2 separate regions of the Homo sapiens genome follow, and region 2 is linked to region 1. Evidence: read pairs that join two places in POLR2A ChIA-PET (ENCODE). Cell type or tissue: OCI-LY7. All regions are shown on one strand. Links, peaks and the distances in the headings refer to the core of each region. The heading gives the core; the rest is flanking DNA. Region 1 has its middle 12 kb from the start of KAZALD1. Region 2 has its middle 23 kb from the start of LINC01514.

Region 1 (5,373 bases), core at 252-5,251:
GGGGTTAGGGACAGGTCCCACTAGCTTATGCTGGAGGAGGGGACGGGCTTGGGAGTTGGAGGGCTGGGGAGCTTGAAAACCCGCCTCAGAGGGGAAACTGAGTCACAGAGAAGGAACGGGAGCGGCAGTAAAAAGACAGGACGCTCTTGATCACTGGGGTCCGGAGGTCCCGAAATTCTCACTTGACCCTAACATCTCTCCCCTGCACACGTGAGGCACAGGCCTTGCAGGTCAGCAAACATTTCGGAGCACCCAATTTGTGTCTGGTCCTCGCTTATTGCAGGACGACCCGGGTTATCGGACACCCCCCCTTCCCACCCCAATCCCACCCAACTCCTGTCACCTTAGAAAAGATCCATATCTAGGCAGGCCTAACTCAGCATCCTACCCCAGCACTGCGCCTTCAGAAGGCCCCCTCAGGTAAAGGGCGCCCAGGTGAGCTCCCCCACTCCACACACCCAAAGCTGGACTGTCGGGGCGGACGAACCTACCTCTCACCCCTGGAACCGCCTCCCTCCCCCGGCTTCCCTCTCCGTCCGCCCCAGCCCGGGCAGCTTCATTAAGGGCCTCCGCCAGCTCTGCAGCTCACCTGCTGCAGCGCCCCTCGCGCTCCGCAAGGTACCGGCTCCTGGCGGTGATGAAGAGGCCCATTAACCACTTCTACCTTTAGGGCGGACTGGGCCGCACTCCCCGCCTCCCAACCAGGACATTAGAAACCGTCAACCAAGATTAATAGTTGCCCGGCTCCGGGGCAGGGAGATGAGCCCAGATACTGCGGCGGCGGCGCTCGCTTCGCGCGAGCCAACCCGGCACGGGCTGGGCGCACCACCTGCCGCTGCTGTCGCTCCACTCCGCCTTCCTTTCTTCTCCTCCTACCACTCGCCCGCGCACCTGAGGCTCTCAGGTGAGTCCAGCAATGGGATTGCGAGCGTCAGTGTTCTCTGCTGCGTCGCCGACCTGGGCGCGCTCGAAGGCAAGTCTTGGCACTTCGGGGAAGAAGGGCTCGCCCTCTCCAGGAGACTCCTCCAGCTTTCCTGCTGCCTCGATTTAAGGACTTCCAACCTTAAATGATGGCCGACCATCGCTTTTTTGGACAGGCTTCCTTGGCCCCCGCCCTCCCTCAATTCAGTTCTCTTATTCTCTCTCCGTGCGCCCCGTCATACTTTTCAGCATACCTACCGTATTTGTGCTTTTGCCTTTATTTGTGCGGCAATTATTGGGCGATTATATCATTGATGTCTGGCTCCCTCACTGGACTGTGGGTTCCAGGGGGAAGACGCCGCAGTTTTGCTCACCAGGGGCTCCGATGTGCATTCAGTAATTGTGTGTTGAATGAATGAGTGGGCAACAGGCTTGTCCCCGGTTTGTTTATTGGAATATCTGCTTCCTGTGCAAGCCTCCTGGCTGCTTAAACTTCCTCACAGCACCTGCACTCTTTCTCCTGACTCCTATTATAATTGTAACACTGATTTCCATGATGTCAGTTCAGCGTCTTCTCCCCCTTGGGACCATGAGCTCCTGAGGCAGGTGGAGCAGAGCACACAGCCGCCTCCCCAGTGCCTGCCAGCAGGGAACTAGGCACTTGGACTGGAGCCTTGGGGCTCTTCTGGCCCCATTCTTTTGAGGACTCTGTGGTCTGGAGAGGCAGAGTGACTTGCAGGAGGTCACATAGCCAGTTAGAAGCAAAGCCAGGATGAAAACTTTCCTCTTCGACACTGTGATTTTTCTACAAAGATCACACCATCAGGGACCCCAAGGAAGCCCCTTCTGACTTCTGAAGTTGCTGGGCTTTGGGGAGCCTGTGGGGTTGTCCTAGGAATCTCTTCCTTTGGCGATGATGGTGACCCAGAACTCAACCTCTCCTGGGAGGTAAAGGAGTTCGGGGCGCAGGGGTGCCCTGTACTGTGTGTCAACAGGGGCAAATTCTTTCAATTACATCTCAACTCCAGTTTCTCTTCTTTGGATGTAAAACCACAGAAGTCCTCTTTCTCCAATCTCGGAGAGAGGTGAACTGTCTCTGGTTTCCCTCCCTCCCCACCATTAGAAGAAATGTGGGCCGGGCTCGGTGGCTCACGCCTGTAATCCCAGAACTTTGGGAGGCTGAGGCGGGAGGATAATCTGAGGTCAGGAGTTCGAGACTATCCTGGCCAACATGGTGAAACCCCGTCTCTACTAAAAATACAAAAATTAGCAGGGTGTTGTGGCAGGCACATGCCTGCGATCCTAGTTACTCGAGAGGCTGAGGCAGGAGAATCGCTTGAACCCGGGAGGCGGAGGTTGCCGTGAGCCGAGATCGCGCCATTGCACTCTAGCCTGGGCAACAGAGCAAGACTCCGTCTCAAAAAAAAGAAAGAAAGAAATTTGGGACCAGAAACTGAAGAAATAAAGGGAACTAAAGAGAAAGTGCTAAGAGAGACAGTAGGGGCCTGAGCTCTTCCTCCAGCTCATCACACCCCTGGTGTCACCTCTCTAGAACCCACTTACTCTAGGGGGGAGGGGTGGAATGGGTTTGGGGATGGGGGCAAGATCGATACATCACTGGGTTTTGATGACCGCAGGCTTTCACCTTGCAGATAATGGGGTGAGCGGCGGTAAACTCTCCCCGACTGAGCGGGCTCCCCCGGCCTTAATGAGATAATCAATACTTGTTCTCGGCTTAATTTCCATCTAATTGCTCTTTAACGACGCCGGATAATGGGCCGCCTCCTGTGAGGAGGGAGCTGGCTGGGAATCCGACCCGCCTCGGACTCCCGCCTTTCCTCCCCCGGGCAGGATGCCCTCGCGCAGGTGGGAAGGGGGCGCACCGCGTTCTCTGCGTAGCCGGAGCTCCCTTCGCCCGCCCGCCTGCCCCGCGCCGCCACCTGCCTGCAGCGCTCTCGGCCCCCACCGGGGGGCGCTTCAGACTTTGGTTGCAGGATCCTGGCCAAGGCTCCGTTTCAGGTTCGGGCCACCCCCAACCTTATGGGCTGTGGAACCGCGCGCCTCTGGACAAGCCCTTTTCTCTTCTCACGTCCCACCTCGATGCACTGCCCTGGGAGGGGGCCCCAAGACCTTAGGTAAGTTGCTGTGTTTCTGCACCTAAGGAGGACTCCATTTTTCCCCCTGTAAGGTTGCTGGGCTGTTTCCTGTAAAGGAACCTGGCTGGTCACCACAGACCACTCAGGCAAGGAGAGGGGAACAAGAACGAGGAAGACTAGGCCCCGGGGCTCAGAGAGCCTCCTGATTCCCATTAACCTCACTCCCCCGCTCCAACCACCGAGTCAGTTAGGTTCCTGCGAACGCCAGCAGCTCAGTCATCAGCGCTCGCTTCTCTCACTTCCCACCTGCCTATCTCAGCAGGAGGAACACCTGGAGGTTCTCCCCAGGGACTCTCAGACAGCCTGGCCTCCTCTCTCCTCCCCCCACCTCATCTTTCTTGTCTTCTCTTGAGGCCAACCCTGAAGCACTTTGGCCTCAGGTGCCCAGATGCTGTGACCTGCGATTTCCCCATCATCTCCCTACCTCCTGATCTCCTGCCACCTGGGCACACACTCGCCTGCATTTCCACAGCTTGTCCCCTGAATATGGGGTATTTACATTTATAAAACACTTGCTGCTATTCTGGCTCCAGCTGCAATGAAGTTAGGCTGGCAAAGATACTCTAATAGTGGCAGGATAGTGTGATGTTAGAATCATGCCTTGGACCTAGGCAGCCCCAGGTTCAAGTCTTAGCTCTGTTGCTTACTGGCCAGTGACACTGGGCAAACTTTCCTACAGGTCTGAAACTCAGCTTTCTCTTCTAATAATCCTACCCTACACGGTTTTGTAAGTCTGAAACAAGTTAACATATGCAAGTTGTTTGCCATAGGGCCTGGCGCACTGATAAATGATAGCTATTATTGTTATTGTTATCATCTTTATTATAATTATTTTGACAAAGGGTCTCGCTCTGTCACCCAGGCTGGAGTGTAGTAGTGGCACCATCATAGCTCACTGCAGCCTCAACTCCTGGGACCAAGTGATCATCCTCCAGCCTCGGCCTCCCTAGTAGCTGGGACTACAGGTATGTGCCACCACACCCAGCTAATTTTTTACTTTTTGTATAGATGGGGGTTTCACTATGTTTCCAAGGCTGATCTTGAACTCTTGGGCTCAAGAGATCCTCCCACCTCGGCCTCCCAAAGTGCTGAGATTACAAGCATGAGCCACCATGCCTGGCCTGTTGTTATTATTGCATGTTAGAGCTGAAGGAACCATCTAGTTCAAGGAACATGAACTCAAAGGCTATGTCAGGAATCTTAAATAAGGGAAGCACACTAGGTTGGGATTGTGTTGAGCTGGAGAGGGCTAGTCCTGTTTAAAACGGCAGCCAGTACTCACCTTCAATTGTTGCTGGGTAGACCAGATTCCCCACTGTTTGTTGTTTGTTTTCAAAACAATCTGGCAACATCAGCAGCTTGGATATCATCTCTGGCCTTTCTTACCTTACCCCTCCCACCTCTCTATCCTAGCACTAGGAGCAGCTGGGGGTTCTCCTCAAAGCCTCTCTGAACATCCTGGCCTGAAAATTCTGGCCCCAAATTCTGGACTTTTATATAAAATGTCTCAACGTTTGAGTAGAAACTTAAAAACACCATGCCAAATATGACATGCCTTAAGTCCAAATTCACCCTTGTTTCTCAGAAGAAACCTTGGTTCAGATGGGTCTCAGCTGCTGGCAAAGCTGAGACTGAAAGCCTCGATTCTAAGTCAAAATAAAAACTTCTGGGAGGCCCTTCCTAGGCTGTGGGGCCTCTAGCTGCCACCTACCATAGATGCTGCCCGTCACAGGCAGTGCCCAGTGGCTGAGCTATTGTTTGCACTTGGCAGCTCCAGAAGCATAAGACCTGGGTCACAGCAGCTTTGTCTCTTGTGATGCAGCCACACTTTCAAAAATGTTAGGCCAGGCCAGGCACAGTGACTCATGCCTGTAATCCTAGCACTTTGGCAGGCTGAGGCGGGCAGACTGCCTGAGCTTAGGAGTTTGAGACAGCCTGGGCAACATGGTGAAACCCTGTCTCTACTAAAATACAAAAAATTAGCCAGGCATGGTGGTACACACCTGTAGTCACAACTACTCAGGAGGCTGAGGCATGAGATTTGCTCAAACCTGGGAGGCGGAGGTTGCAGTGAGCCAAGATGGTGCCACTGCACTCCAGCCTGGGTGACAAAGCGAAACTCCGTCTCTAAACAAAACAAAAATGTTAGGCCAGGTGTGGTGGCATGTGCTGGTAATCCCAGCACTTTGGGAGGCTGAGGTGGGAGGATTGCTTGAGCCCAGGAGTTTGAGTTCAGCCTGGGCAACATAGCAAGACTTCGTTTCTACAAATAATTTTTAAAAATTAGCTGGGTGTA
Region 2 (5,373 bases), core at 132-5,131, 150 kb after region 1:
GAGCTAAGCCATTTCTGCCTTTCCCCTTGGGCTACTTTGAGTTAAACTTCTGTCTCTTCTTTAAAGGCCGGGGAGAGGGCACTGATTAATGTGCTGTGTGAGCCTCCTTCTCCTCCAGTCACGGTCGGTGTGAGCAGGAGTGGATACTTGACCCAAAGGGGAACCAAGACATAGGGCAGAATCAACCTCTCTCTCTCGCCCTCTTCCCCTCTTTATTATTATTATTATTATTATTTAGATGGATTCTTGCTCTGTCACTCAGGCTGGAGTGCAGTGGCATGATCTCAGCTCACTGCAACCTCCACCTCCTGGGTTCAAGCGATTTTCTTCCCTCAGCCTCCCGAGTAGCTGGGATTACAGGTGCCTGCCACCACGCCTGGCTAGTTTTTGTATTTTTAGTAGAGATGGGGTTTCACCGTGTTGGACAGGCTGGTCTCGAACTCCTGACCTCAGGTGATCTGCCCATCTCGGCCTCCCAAAGTGCTAGGATTACAGGCATGAGCCACCACGCCCGGCCTCTCCCTCATATTTCAACTGAGAGGGAGGGATTACAGTCTGATGGCTGGAACTGAAGGTTGTATAGATTCAGGACTAGGACAACAATTTGGTTGGGGACTCACTAGTGGAAAAAAAGAAGAAAGCTAGCCTGCTGAGATAGATAGGAGAGACGAGAACCATATGAGCAAATTGAGAGAGAGAGAGAGACAGAATTTTCCTAATTCCTGAGCCCCAGTGTGCTTCCTGCCCTTCTTTCTGTGACATTCTCTGAACCCGTATAATATACCCTGTCTTAGGCTTTTCTGGAGGTATAACTGATAGAAACCCACCCAGGCTAACTTACGCAAAAAGGGTAGTCTATTTTTTTTTTTTGAGATTGAGTTTAGCTCTTGTCACCCAGAGTGGGGTGCAGTGGCACAATCTCAGCTCACTGCAACCTCCGCTTCCCAGGTTCAAGAGATTCTCCTGCCTCAGCCTCCCGAGTAGCTGGGATTACAGGCACCTGCTGCCACATCTGGCTAATTTTTATATTTTTAGTAGAGACGGGGTTTCACCATGTTGTCCAGGCTGGTCTTGAACTCCTGACCTTAGGTGATCCACCCGCCTCAGCCTCTCAAAGTGCTGGGATTACAGGCATGAGCCACCACACCCGGCTTTAAAAGGGTAGTCCTTATAAGGATGGCAGGTGTCTCCTGGAACCCTGGGACAGGTGGCACACCTGGGTCTCAGGATGACCTGAAAGCCAGGCAGACCTTCTCTAAATGGGCCTATGGTCTCAAGTATCTTATTTGAGACCAATTTCCTTCAATTCTCCATGTGCATGAGGCTAAACATGGCTGTCAATAGCCCCAGATTATGCAAGTTCAAGTGGCCACAGAGATGTCCGGCCACAGAGATGTCTAGCCCTTGTCCGAATGCCCAGGAGAAAGACTCTGGCAGGCCCAGTCTGGGTCAGTACCTACCTGCTCCAACCAGCCAGGTCTGGTGGAGTGGGGGTCCCATTGTCTGCTACAGCCCACCTCCAGGGAAGGGTCAAAGAGGAGTCCTCAAGGAAGACATATAAATGGCAAACAGGCGTATGAAAAGGTATTCAGTCACTGATCATCAGAGAAATGCAAATCAAAACTATAACGTGATATCATCTCACCCCAGTGAAAATGGCTTTTATCCAAAAGACAGGCAATAACAAATGCTGACGAGGATGTGGAGAAAAGGGAACCCTTGTATGCTGTTGGTTGGAATGTAAAGTAATACAACCACTATGGAGAACAGTTTGGAAGTTCCTCAAAAAACTAAAAATAGAGCTACCATATGACACAGCAATCCCACTGCTGGGTATATACCCAAAAGAAAGAAAATCAGCTTATCAAAGAGATATCTTCACTGCCATGTTTATTGCAGTACTATTCACAATAGCCAGGATTTGGAAACAACCTAAGTGTCCATCAACAGACAAATAGATAAAGAAAATGTGGTACTTATACACAGCGGAGTACTATTCAGCCATGAAAAAGAATGAGATCCTGTTGGCTGGGCGCAGTGGCTCATGCCTGTAATCCTAGCATTTTGGGAGGCTGAGGCGGGCAGATCACTTGAGGTCAGGAGTTTGAGACCAGCCTCGTCAATACAGTGAAACCCTGTCTCTACTGAAAATACAAAAATTAGCCAGACATGGTCGCATGCACTTGTAATCCCAGCTACTTGGGAGGCTGAGGCAGGAGTATCACTTGAACCTGGGAGGTGGAGGTTGCAGTGAGCTGAGATCATGACACTGCAATTCAGCCTGAATGACAGAGCAACACTCCATCTCAAAAAAAAAAAAAAAAAGATCCTGTCATTTGCAACAACATGGATGGAACTGGTGATCATTATGTTAGGTGAAATAAGCCAGGCACAGAAAGACAAACTTCTGGCCAGACGTGGTGGCTCACACCTGTATTCCTAGAACTTCAGGAGGCCGAGGCGGGCAGATCACTTGAGGACAGAAGTTCAAAACCAGCCTGGCCAACATGGTGAAACCCCGTCTCTATTAAAAATACAAAAAATTAACCGGGCGTGGTGGTGCATGCCTATAGTCCCAGCTACTTGGGAGGCTGAGGCAGGAAAATCACTTGAACCTGAGAGGCAGAGGTTACAGTGAGCCGAGATTGTGCCACTGCACTCCAGCCTGGGCAACAGAGCGAGACTCCATCTCACAAAAAAAAAAAAAAAGACAAACTTCTCATCTTCTCACTTATTTGTGGGAGCTAAAAATTAAAACAATTGAACTCATGGAGACAGACAGTGGAGCAATAGTCACCAGAGGCTGGGAAGAGTAGTGGTTGAGGGAGGCAGGAAATGATTAATGGGTACAAAAACATATTAGTTATAATAGAAAGAATGACTAAGACCTAGTATTTGATAGCACAACAGAGTGACTACAGTCAACAATAATTTATTATACACTTAAAAAACTAAAAGAATATAAGTGGATTATTTATAAGACAAAGAAAAGATAAATGCTTGAGGTGATGGATACCCCATTTACCCTAATGTAATTATTACCCATTGTATGCCTGTGTCAAAATACCTCATGTACCCTGTAAATATATACACCCACTAGGTACCCACAAAAATTGAAAATAAAAATCTTTTTCTAAAAAGAGGAATCCTCTGCAGCTGTTATATCAAGCTACTTTGGGTAGGATCCCATTCCCTGCCACTGAACAGAGCTGACTGAAGCAATTGCCGGTAGCTTTGGGGTACCTGTTGCCCCTCTCTCTGTTGGAATTGTGTGCCTCAAGAGTATCTCCAGCTGGATAGAAGGGCCAATTCTTCTCAGAGGCCGAGAATATTCTTCCACGCTGTATCCCCTGCAAACAACTAGAATTCACGGTGATGCCAACCGACTGTCCCTCTCTTCACCCACCTCCTGCCACCATTGCTGAGAGAGAATTGGCCAGTGTCACAGTATCTGACCCACCATGCATTCTGTGGAGGGTGGCAAAGAATCCTACGGAAAGTTCCAAGGGCTGACTCCTATCTGACAGATGTATGACGTTGATCGCAACTTATCCTTTCAGGGAAGACGAATATCAATATTTCACCAGGCCTGGACAATCCTGGAACCCTGCACGCTTGACACTGAAGGCAGAATTCTGGAAGTTGAACATAGTGCTACAGATTTCACTGGGGCTGGAAGGTCGTGCTGCAGAGGTGGGCGGGTCAGTGAGAGTCTTAGGCACCTCTTCACCTTCTGCACTTAGGACTCAAAAGACATGGAGTCCACCCAGAGGCCAGAGTTTTCTTTCTTGAGCATCACGTCTGCTTGGCAGAGCCCCTGTGGAATCTCTCTAAGTTCTCATTCCTCCTCATTTGGCAACAGGCATTCCTAGATCTGGGGTGGGGACAGGGGCTGCCTCACAGAGCACAGGCAGCTTGAAGGCTAAAAGTGGGAAAGACGGGATGTTTCCCATTCAATGTTGCTATGCTAAAATGAAAGGATGTCTGGCTTGTTAAAGCAGAGGCACATATATATACTACCTGTATTGAACAGGTGTTTGGGTGTTTGTCCCTTTCAAATCTCATGTTTAAATGTAATCCCCAGGCCGGGCATGGTGGCTCATGCCTGTAATCCCAGCACTTTGGGAGGCCGAGGCGGGCAGATCACTTGAGCTCAGGAGTTCAAGACCAGCCTGGCCAACATGGTGAAATCCCATCTACTAAAAATGTAAAAATTAGCCAGGCATGGTGGCTTTCATGCGCGCCCATGTGAAGAGACCACCAAACAGGCTTTGTGTGAGCAATAAAACTTTTAATCACCTGGGTGCAGGCGGGCTGAGTCTGAAAAGGGAGTCAGCGAAGGGAGACAGGGGTGGGGCCGTTTTATAAGATTTGGGTAGGTAAAGGAAAATTACAGTCAAAGGGGGTTTGCTCTCTGGCGGGCAGGAGTGGGGGTCGCAAAATGCTCAGTAGGGGAGTTTTTGAGCCAGGATGAGCCAGGAAAAGGACTTTCACAAGGTAATGTCATCACCTAAGGCAAGGACCGGCCATTTTCACTTATTTTTGTGGTGGAATGTCATCAGTTAAGGCAGGGCAGGGTATTTTCACTTCTTTTGTGATTCTTCAGTTACTTCAGGCCATCTGGGCGTATACATGCAAGTCACGGGGGATGCCACGGCTTGGCTTGGGCTCAGAGGCCTAACAGTGGCACACGCCTGTAGTCTCAGCTACTTGGGAGGTTGAGGCAGGAGAATTGCTTGAGCCCGGGAGGCAGAGGTTGCAGTGAGCCAAGATTGTGCCACTGCACTTTAGCCTGCGCAACAGAGCTAGACTCCATCTCAAAAAGTAAATGAATAAAAGTAAGTAAGTAAATGTAATCCCCAGTGTTGGAGGTGGGGCCTGGTGAGAGGTGTTTGGGTCATGGGGGCGGATCCTTCATGAATAGCTTGGTGCTGTCCTCACAATAATGAGTGAGTTCTCACTCTGAGTTCACGTGAGATCTGGTTGTTGAAAAGGGTATGGTGGCCAGGCACAGTGGCTCACATTTTTAATCCCAGCACTTTGGGAGGCCAAGGCAGGAGGATGACTTGAGCCTAGGAGTTTGAGACCAGCCTGGGCAACATGGCAAGACTCCGTCTCTGTAAAAAATGAAAAAATTACTGGTCATGGTGGTGTTAGCCTGTGGTCCCAGCTACTCAGGAGGCTGATGGGGGAGGATCACTTGAGTCTGGAAGGTGGAGACTGCAGTGAGGTATGACTGTGCCACTGTACTCCAGCCTGGGGACAGCCCTGTCTCAGAAAAAAAAAGGGGTGTGTGTGGCACCCACTCCGTCCCCCACTGACTTTCTCACCATGTGATAGGCCAGCCTCCTATTCTCCTTCTGCCGTGATTAG

The links. ChIA-PET counts read pairs that join two places held together with the same protein. Peaks named below come from ENCODE experiments on the same cell type or tissue, not always from the same donor. Only the 100,000 strongest peaks of a DNase experiment are listed, where the experiment ranks them.
Region 2: POLR2A ChIA-PET joins it to region 1 with 5 read pairs; 2 of 35 experiments call an interaction of 5 or more read pairs at or near these places.

Annotation. Positions count from the first base shown.
Region 1 is chr10:101,047,545-101,052,917 of GRCh38, forward strand. No RefSeq gene overlaps it. Among named protein-coding and RNA genes, the nearest start is that of KAZALD1, 12 kb to the right of the region's middle. RefSeq lists a silencer at 2,784-2,973 and an enhancer at 2,792-3,293. In OCI-LY7, for the core only: CTCF peaks have their summits at 2,900 (motif pointing right) and 3,104; DNase peaks (open chromatin) are centred at 2,917 and 3,367; H3K4me3 peaks cover 840 bases; H3K27ac peaks cover 1,086 bases.
Region 2 is chr10:101,196,769-101,202,141 of GRCh38, forward strand. No RefSeq gene overlaps it. Among named protein-coding and RNA genes, the nearest start is that of LINC01514, 23 kb to the left of the region's middle. In OCI-LY7, for the core only: no CTCF peak of the experiment used is centred there; no DNase peak of the experiment used is centred there.